2 separate regions of the Homo sapiens genome follow, and region 2 is linked to region 1. The links are chromatin contacts, found by Hi-C or POLR2A ChIA-PET in ENCODE. All regions are on one chromosome and are shown on one strand. The core of a region is the stretch at or near the end of the contact, and the rest is flanking DNA. Distances in the headings are between cores, read along the strand shown.

What was found. A loop is a pair of places that touch in the nucleus more often than their neighbours do. ChIA-PET counts read pairs that join two places held with the same protein, here RNA polymerase II (POLR2A). Pooled maps may share reads with other maps.
Region 2: a loop to region 1 is called in a map of naive thymus-derived CD4-positive, alpha-beta T cell, with 11 times the contacts of the local background. The contact joins the promoter of JMJD8 here to the promoter of LUC7L in region 1. A Hi-C loop is called at or near these places in 1 of 168 maps with a recorded cell type or tissue (naive thymus-derived CD4-positive, alpha-beta T cell), 1 of 37 single-sample maps with no recorded cell type and 10 of 50 pooled maps. POLR2A ChIA-PET finds 5 or more read pairs at or near these places in 3 of 52 experiments (CD8-positive, alpha-beta memory T cell, activated CD8-positive, alpha-beta memory T cell and activated naive CD4-positive, alpha-beta T cell).

The regions. Positions count from the first base shown.
Region 1 is chr16:225,254-232,340 of GRCh38, forward strand. LUC7L (LUC7 like) reads right to left here and starts at 4,196. Exons shown (of 10, transcript NM_201412.3): 1 at 4,026-4,196; 2 at 1,989-2,083. The coding sequence starts at 4,086. It also overlaps the pseudogene C4orf46P1. RefSeq lists a silencer at 3,810-4,039 and an enhancer at 3,872-4,568.
Region 2 is chr16:682,932-685,583 of GRCh38, forward strand. JMJD8 (jumonji domain containing 8) reads right to left here and starts at 1,403. Exons shown (of 9, transcript NM_001005920.4): 1 at 1,303-1,403; 2 at 1,135-1,224; 3 at 930-978; 4 at 754-850; 5 at 599-667; 6 at 391-510; 7 at 236-303; 8 at 22-156. The coding sequence starts at 1,388. It overlaps WDR24 (WD repeat domain 24), which reads right to left. Exons shown (of 9, transcript NM_032259.4): 7 at 2,326-2,652; 8 at 2,061-2,245; 9 at 1,691-1,971. The coding sequence ends at 1,803. RefSeq lists a silencer at 1,073-1,382 and an enhancer at 1,783-1,832.

The sequences.
Region 1 (7,087 bases), core at 2,946-5,445:
AAGGTGGGTGGATCACGAGGTCAGGAGCTCCAGACTAGCCTGGTCAACATGGTGAAACCCCGTCTCTACTGAAAATACAAAAGTTAGCCGGGCGAGGTGGTGCATGCCTGTAATCCCAGCTACTCGGGAGGCTGAGGCAAGAGAATGGCTTGAACCTGGGAGGCAGAGGTTGCGGTGAGCCACGATCACATCACTGCACTCCAGCCTGGGCAACAAGAGCGAAACTCCGTCTCTTTTTTTTTTTTTTTTTGAGACAGAGTTTTGCTCTTGTTGCCCAGGCTGGAGTGCAATGGCTCGATCTCGGCTCACCACAACCTCTGCCTCGCGGGTTCAAGTGACTCTCCTGCCTCAGTCTCCTGAGTAGCTGGGATTACAGGCATGCGCCACCACACCCAGCTAATTTTGTATTTTAATAGAGACAGGGTTTATCTATGTTGATCAGGCTGGTCGCCAACTCCCAACCTCAGGTGATCCACCCGCCTCGGCCTCCCAAAGTACTGGGATTACAGGCGTGAGCCACCGCACCCAGCCTGAAATTCTGTCTCAAAAAAAAAAAGAAAAGAAAAGAAAAGAAAAGAAATACTCTCACTCAGATTATTTTTCTCACCAGTATTCTGCAGCTATGCTACACAGGGTCTGGCCAAGGAAAACATGGTTGAAATCTTCCCGAGAGTGCACATCTATCTGCTCCCTCTGACTTCCTTCACTATGGGTTTATCAAGAATTCCAAGTTGTGCATCCTATGAAAATACCCTACAGTGAAACTTCCTTTGACGAGTTGAAATCATTAATCTGTATTGACCTCGGTACACACAACAATCTGCATCAAACAGTAACGTTTTCCCATCCCAGGCCAAACAGCAGACAACACCCCAAGGAACAGAGGCACAAGGTTTGGCATTCATTTCGCATTTGCTGTCAGAAAACTCAGCTTGAGAAGTTTTAATACATCTGAGCGGTTTTCCAGAAGGTGCTCCTCCCTAATATAAGCAATGATTCATCATGAAGAAAACTTCCTTTAACATATGCACATTTCATCCTTAAAATGAGAGGATAGTTTTTAACCTCCGTGAGGTAGCTGTGAAACCTTAAAATGGGGGTGGTCTCTACAGGACTCCTTTTCTCTCAGTGGCGTAATCACCACAGATAACCTTCCACTATTCAGTCTTTTCAAATTCTTACTTCGAATAAATGCACATTATACAAAGCTAGCGTTTATCTGTTTTGTTCATCTGAAGTGAACTTAAAATTGTAGGGTTCTATATTCATTAGATAGCATGTTGATTTCTTGAAGGGGTGGCACAACACAAAACTACAAAATCAATGTATCCTCAACTGATTTTTAAAAACCAAAAAATTGCGGGAAGAAAATGTACCTTGCTAGATCAAAAGTTTTCCACACAACCAACTTGAGGTCAAACAAACCCACGCAGAATCTTCAAAGAACTTCAGGCTGACCTAAAGCATATTTTTTGCTACAGCCAAATTAGAATACTTGCCCTATTTAGTTGTGAATATCTCAGTATAAATGACTTTACAAAAAATCTGGTAACTTTACAGACAGAATTTTACAACAGTGAAATTTGTTCCATAATATAAAATCCTACCAAATGAATAGAATCTATCATTTTAAGGGCATCAGGGATTTCTGCCTGTTGAAGAGTGGAGGATTGAGAAAGGAGCAGTGGCTCATGCCTGTAGTACCAGCTGCTCAAGAGGCTGAGGTGGTAGGATTGCTGGAGCCCAGGAGTTCAAGGCTGCAGTGAGCTGTGATCACACCACTGCACTTCAGCCTGGGCAACACAGAGTGACACTCCATCGCATGCATGCATGCAAACATACATACGAGTGGAGGAACACCTGCCATAATTAAGCCACTTAGAGAAAAAGAGACTTAAGTTAAAACAAAATTCAACATAGAAAAACCGTCACTGCCTATACAGCACTCATGTCAGAGTGTTCCATGAGGTCCCCCAAAATGCACCTACCGTCCCAGCCAGGATGTCATGGGGGCAGCAGTCCAGAAGGTGACTCTTGCAGACACGGTCATCTGTAAACTTGACCCTCTGTCTGGTTTCGTCTCCTGAAATTCATTTGTGGTTTTAAATAAGACAATATTATCACATTAACCACCAAAAAATAACTAGTATAACAATTCACCTGGATGATTTGCAGACTATCATTTCTGTGTTCTCCCCATCAAATGCAATGAAAAGCTGATCTAAAGATATTTACAACTGGAGTGGAATACACATTTTTTTGAGGCTAGTTATATCATGGAGAATCACACTTAATGAGATCTGACTCCATCACTGTACCAAAGAAGTCAAGGAGTCAGACGTAAACAGCTGAGCACCAAAAGGCCATTGGCTCCACATATACATGTGGCAATGAGACTGCAAAACCCAAGCTAATCAGAGGTCCATGAACCACCAAGGGTGACTTATAGAGCTGGTAATTTCCACCAACAAAAGCTACTTATTAATCTAATCTTTTTGTTATGAACAAATGCAGAGGCAGTATTTTGCCCAAAATTGAATGAAGAAGAAAGCTTTCAAACTCTATCGAAGACTGTTAAATAATCTAGATCTATTCTTCCTACGTCCCTTTCGTTCCCACCCTTAAAAAAGAGAGTTGCTACCTGGGAGTCACTTTTAACAAGACAATACCAAAAAAAGCAAAAAAGGAACTAGGTTAGTCAATACACACTGTGAGCTCCAACACATACTGTACCCATCTGCATTCTTCAAGACCTCAGCTGCAGAATTTTATGCCCGCTGTTGAAAAGTGTTAAAGGAAAAGTTTTCTTGCCCACACCTGCAGTAAGGAAGTCGGGGGAATGATACATAAAAGTAAAGGTAAAGTGGTATGTGACAAATTTTAAAGCTAGTCTGTGTATACAACACAGAGCTGTGCAACGCTAGAGGAGGAATATATTTTAGGATTTGCAAGCATCCAGGATTAATGTAGTGTCTTTTTATTGAAAATGTTTTCTTTCTAAACTACACTTTTAAAGTTACTTGTGAAAAAAAGCAAACACTTTTTTGTTATAACAGCTTAGAAATTGGTTGTGACTCACGGCTCGATGAACATGAGGCTTTCTGCAACTCCCTTGCAGATTGATGTAGGCAGGCAAAGATACACTGAACCTTTATAAATAAAATAGAGGGGCCACAATTGTTCAGTTTGTATGAAATAAAAATATGGGAAGCAATTCAAAAGCAACTCAATATACAAAGAAAGCTAAAAAGCACTTATTCACCTATGAAATAAAGTGCAAATAATCTGCACAGCCCTGAGAATGTGCCAGTGTGAACTTACAACTTCATTACTCAGCAGAAAAGAAAACACAAACCACAGCAGGTATATAGTTTTGCAAAGATGCAACCGCTTTCTCCTGTGACAACCATCATGATCTTGAGCTCCTCCCTACACAGTACAACCTACCTAACGACTGTCAAGCGCTGGCTACACAGAGGCTCTCCTGTGTGCTGGGGGGAAGGGGGCAGCTGGAAAAGTACTTGGCAGAAACCCACGTTAGAAAAGCTCAGTTTACGGTTCCCCTTGCAATGGTACAGAACCAGAGCGGGCCAGGTTTTCGAGGCCCATCCGGCTCCCTCGGGTGTAGCTTCTTCCCAAGGAGCCTCGGAAGAGTTCTGCCACCCGGCTGCCAGCGACCTGGAGCCCACGCTGATTCCAGCCCTCCGCCGACTCCACAGTTCGCGGAGGGGCACGGAGCCGCGGCGCCCGCCGGGGAGGAAGTAGCAGGACGGTACATAGGAAGGAGGCTGAAGCCCCATCCATGGCGCAGACTCCGAGAGAGGAGCCCGACCTGGACCCACGGCCGCCTCAGAGACGCACCGGCTTAGACAAAGGCCCGGCGCCTGCGGTCGGAGCGCGGGGGAGGAGGAGCGATGCCCCGCGCAGGCGCAGGCGCAGACGATCGCGGCCCCCGCCTCAGGCCGCCCGGCGGCCTCGCCTCACTCCCACCCCAGACCCTCGCCTGGTTGGCCGCTCTGACTCACCGTCCCGAGCCGTGCCCATGAGCTGGTCCAGCAGGGCCCGCATCTGCGCCTGGGCGGACATGGTAGCCGGCGGAGGCGACGGGGTCGGCCGCGACGACTTCTCTCAGGCAGGCGGTGGCAGCGGCGTCGACAAACGATGGTCGCGTCGGCCTCGAGCCCACTCGGCTCTTTCCCGCCGCGGGGGACGCCGGGAGGAAGTACGACGGCGCCGGCGCACGCCCTGCTGGGAAATGTAGTTTCTGGGGTGGGTGCTTAGGGAGGCTGAGGCTCTGAGTGGTCGCAAGTTGTCCAACGGCGGAACCAAAATCCCAACCCTGATTTTACTCTAGACCCCCAGGACCTCAAACGAGTCTCTACGGAGGGTAAACTACAATAAAATGAAATACAGTCAATCAAAAACAAGATGAATCCGTGCTTTTTCTAAGCTAGCCATGAAACCGTGAGCATATTATTTAGCTCCCCGACGCTCGTTTTTTTAAATCTGTGAAATGAGGGTTCTAAAGGTGCCCCTCATATGATTTTTGTGAAAGTTAAATAAAGCATGGAATTTTATTTATTTATTTATTTATTTATTTAGAGCGAGGGTCTTGCTCCGTCGCCCAGGCTGGAATGCAGTGGCGCGATTACCGCTCACTGCAGCCTCGACCTCCCCGGCTCCTTATCCTCCCGCCTCAGCCCGGCAAAGTATTGGGATTACTGGTGTGAACCACCACGTTTGGCCATCAGTCATGGCATTAATATTAGGTTCTATGATTACAACCTCGTGGTCGTCCTTTTGTGAGCTCATGGTCTACTGTCCCAGGGACTAAAGAAAAGGCATATGTAAGCAGTTATTTTATGTGATAATAGAATTATAGCATGCACTTATGTGTGCATAGTCTGGCATATACTTCTATTATATTAAACCTCTATTATTTATTTATTTATTTTTGAGACGGAGTTTCGCCCAGGCTAGAGTGCAATGGCGCGATCTTGGCTCTCCGCAACCTCCGCCTCCTGGGTTCAAGCGATTCTCCTGCCTCAACCTCCCAAAGTGCTGGGATTACAGGCATGAGCCACCACGCCCGGTCTTTATTTTTTATTTGTTTATTTTTTTTTTGAGACGGAGTCTTGCTCTGTCACCCAGGCTGGAATGCTGTGGCGCGATCTCGGCTCACTGTAAGCTCCGCCTCCCGGGTTGAAGCGATTCTCCTGCCTCAGTCTCCCCAGTAGCTGGAATTTCAGGCGCCCGCCACCCCCTCCGGCTAATTTTTGAATGTTAAGTAGAGACGGGGTTTCACCATGCTGGCCAGGCTGGTCTCAAAGTCTTGACCTCAAGTAGCCAGCCACCATGCCCAGCTGATTTTTGTATTTTCGGTAGACACGGTGTTGTACCGTATTGGCCAGGCTGGTCTTGAACTTCTGACCTTGTGATCTGCCTGCCTCGGCCTCCCAAAGTGCTGAGATTACAGGCGTGAGCCACCGCGCCCTGCCGTATTTTATTTATTTTTGAGACGGAGTCTCCCTCTGTCGCCCAGCCTGGAGTGCAGTGGCGCGATCTCGGCTTCCTGCATCCTCTGACTCCTGGGTTCAAGCGATTCTCTTGTCTCAGTCTCCCCAGTAGCTGGGATTACAGGCACCCGCCATCATTCCCGACTAACTTTTTTTTTGTACTTTTGCAGAGACGGGGTTCCGCCATGTTGGCCAGGCTGGTCTTAAACTCCTAACCTCAGGTGATCCGCCCACCTCAGCCTCCCAAAGTCCTCGGATTACAGCTGTGAGCCAGAACGCCAGGCCCCTGCTCTCTATTTAAAATAAATAAATAGGGTGTCCGTTGGGCTGCTCGGGTCGGATTCCGCGGTGCCAGCCCTTCCCCATGGCCGACCCTGAGAAGTTGCAGGTTTCTTCGCCGCCCCCGCCGCCTCCTTCTCCCTCCTCTTCAGACGCCTCTGCAGCATCTTACCCTGGCAGCCCAGTGAGTTTGGGCTGGCCAGTTCCGAGCAGGAGCAGCGGCCGAACGGTGGACCCGCTGGAGGAAGTGGGGCTGCAGATCGGAGACGCAGCCTTTTCATTAACCAAACTTCTTGAAGCCACATCTGCAGTATCAGCTCAAGTGGAAGAACTTGCCTTCAAATGTACAGAAAAGGCACGTTTCCTTAAAACGTGGCGGGACCTATGGAAAGAAGGCTATGATTCTTTGAAACCTGATGACTAATTTGGCATACTTCGTTGTTTAATAATGACTGCAATAATTCATACTTCTTCTTATGTCATATTTGTACGTGTACCACACGTATAGGATGACCTCTGTCCAGCAGTTCTGTATATACTCAGAATGAATTTTTTCTTGGTTTTCTTGGCTTTTCTGAAAGCAGAATACCGATGCTATTTTTGTTGCGGACCAGTACTTGTTTGTCCTTACATACTTCATGCCTCTGAACTTTCGTAGAATCCTTTATGAAAGTTAACTTCATCAATAGATGGTTAATATTAATAGAGCCACAGGGCTACCAGCAGCAAACTAGGTGGACCATTATTTGTTTTGAAACAAGATGCTAAGCATGGCAGAGTTTGAAGTTGCATTTCATCTTAAGGACCAAGGGAGGTAACTTTAAGGTTGCCAGTGGTGGATCCAGCTCCATTAGGCTACGTTGTCTACAGCTAATGATTGTGCTTCATTCTGTATCCCCAGCACCTAAAACAGGGTCACACAACACTCACTGTTGGTTGAATACAAGAATTAACAAACATAAAAATAAATAAATAAATATAGGCCGGGTGTGGTGGCATGTGCCTCTAGTCCCAGCCACTCGAAGCTGAGGTTGGAGGATGGATTGAGCCTGGGTGGTTGAGGTTGCAGTAAGCTGTGATCACACCACTGCATGGCAGCCTGGGCAAAAGAACGAGACCCTGTCTTGGCCAGGCACGGTGGCTCACACCTGTGATCCCAGCACTTTGGGAGGCCAAAAAAAAAAAAAAAGAATGAGACCCTGTCTCAAAAATGAAATTAAAACTTAAAAAACATGCCAGGCTGGGGGCAGTGGCTCATGCCTGTAATCCCAGCACTTTGGGAGGCCGAGGCA
Region 2 (2,652 bases), core at 153-2,652, 450 kb after region 1:
CCTCTCCTGCCAGCCACTGACCTCACCAGCCCGGATGGTACACTCCAGGGGCCGTGCAGACGGTGGCAGGGCTGGGTATGTGTCCCGGAGCCAGGCCAGCGTGGTCTTGTTGGGGTGGAACTCTGGCGTCTTCTCAGGTGGGTAAAGGAACCAGCGCTGGGGGCATGAGCAGCAGTGTCACCCTTGCCCGTTTTGGTCAGCGAGTCCCAAGCCTCAACCCCCACCCCGTGCTGACCTTACGACCGTAGATCACTTCTGAGTACCCGGGTCCATGCCAGTGGAAGGGCACCCCCGAGCCAGCTCCTGTGGGGTTATGAGCACCTGGTGACCAACCCATTTTGTACTCACCGACAGAAGCCTCAGTCCTTCCCAGTCCCAAGAAGCACCCACCTGCGATTCCAAAGCTGTAAGCTGGAGCGGTTCCCAGCAGGCCAAATGGGGGTGGGGAGTAGTGCCGAAAGAGAGAGGCCCACTCGGTGAAGTTGTTGTCCCCGAAGAAGTACAGGGTGTCTGCCAACAGAGACGGCGGGGACAGGGATCCTGGCACCTGGAGACTCCAAGCGTCCCCACCCCCTACCGCCGCCTAGGGCTGCCTCACCATTGCCCAGGGAGGTGGGGTCCTGGGGGTGCAGCAGCTGCTCCACATACTCCTGGAAGGGCAAGTCCACTGCAGGAAAGAGACGGGTCAGGACCGTCTGGTCCAGCCGCCCCGGTGTTGGCAAATGGGCGGGCCCCAGGGGTGAGGCCGCGTACCTTTGTGGTAGGAGTAGGTGTTGGCGGTGCTCAGCCGGACCACTCTGTCCCCAAACGAAGCCAGCAACCTGTCGCGGGAGCACAGGGCCCGGAACCTCTGCGGGGGCGGGGAGGGGACTTAGTGGCCGGGCCCAGCACGGGCGAGAGTGGCCGGGGACGGACGGGCACGCGCTCACCGAGTTGTCCGTGAGTCCCTGCAGGATGACGGGCCTGACGAAGGCGTACCTGGAAAGAAGGGCAGAGTCGCGGCCAGGCCGGACCGCCAGCCTCGCCGCCCCAGCCCCACGCGTGCGCGCGAGGTCAGGGGAAGGCGGCCTTGGGCGGTCGGGGCAGACGGGCCGGTGAACAGGACGCGACCTCCGCGATCAGGGGCGCACGTACTGCTGCACGAACTCCGCGTAGGTGAGGTCGGCCCGACGCTCCACCGTGCAGCGCTCCTCCTCCGCCACGGCCCCCGGCCCGCCCGGGCGCCTGCGGGCACAGCTGGGTCAGCCCGCGCCCCGCCCGCCGCACGTGACCCCACCGCCCGGCCCCTCCCGGGCCGCTCACCACCCGCCGTCGCCCTCCGCCCCGGAGCCGGGTAGAGCCACAGCCGCCAGCGCCCAGAGCGCGAGCAACCGCGACGCCGGCGCCATGAGCCTGCCGCCCTCAGGCAGCCGCGCTGCACGCCGGGAACCTTGGGCCCATCCGCCAGCCATTGGCCGGCAGCTTCGTCGTCGTGGCAACGGCCGGGAACCGGGACGGACCCCGGAAGTGACCTCCTTTGGCCCGCCCCGGAAGAGGCCTCTACGGGAGGCACTGGGAAGGCCGCCCCGAGAGCGACTATGGGCGCCGCCGGTTACCATGGCGACAACCCCGCCGAAAGCCCCCGCCCGCCAGCTGCCCCGCGGGCCTACGGCGAGCCCGCCGCGCTATGGGGTGACACGCAGTGCCGACAGCGGCTCTACTTCCTTTATTGAGGTCTCAAGTTCCAGCCTCCGCCCGTCTCGGGCACAAGACCAGGCGGGGTTCTGCACGCGGCCGCCCGGGCAAGCCCAGCAGATGCCCCGTCAGGAGTACTCGCAGAGGTGGCCGCAGCCTGCGGGACAGTGGGAGCTGCCTTCCAGCCACTTCATGATGTGCTGCAGGTGGCCGCCGTGGCTGCAGCCCTGGCACCACACGAAGAGACCCTTGACTACGTGGTGGCAGACGGCACACATGCTGGCGCAGCGGTGGCACCTGGGGGCGGGCGGGAGGGAGGGTGCCTCAGCGGGGGCTGCTGCGCTGCCTGCAGGCCCCTGCCCCACCTCCCGACCCCACTGCCCCACCTGTCGCAGACCCAGCCCCGGCTGCTCATGGGCCGCTTGCAGTGGCTGCAGTTGACGTGCAGGGTGGTGGAGGCCTGGTTGAGGCAGCTGACGGCGCGGCTGGTGCTCAGCTTGACCACCTCGTTGGACACGTTCCAGAGGCGGAAGCGCTGCAGCAGGTCGATGTAGGAAGTGTACCAGTGCTCCTGGGGGAGGGAGCGCCCGGCAGTCAGGATCTGGGTGCCAGGGGCGGCGCTGCAGGGGGGAGGCCCCGCCCACCACACACCTGGGTCTGCTCGTCGATGTCCTTGCGCACCCGTTCACCCAGGACGATGAGCACAGACACAGCCATCTGCACGTCGCCCTGCTCAGCGTAGAAGTGCAGCATGTCGCGCACCAGCACGCCGAAGAAGTCGGGCGGCAGGCGGCTGTCGTAGAGCGCGTGTGAGACAGACAGGAGCGAGAAGGAGGAGTCCACGGGGGCCAGGGAGGCCACATCCGCCTCGCTGCCGCTCACGTGCGGGGAGTCGGCCTTGTCCTGCAGGTGCTCGGGCCCGGGAGGCGTGTCCACGATCTCGTGGCGCAGCGGAAAGGCCTCCTGCGGCAGCACGCA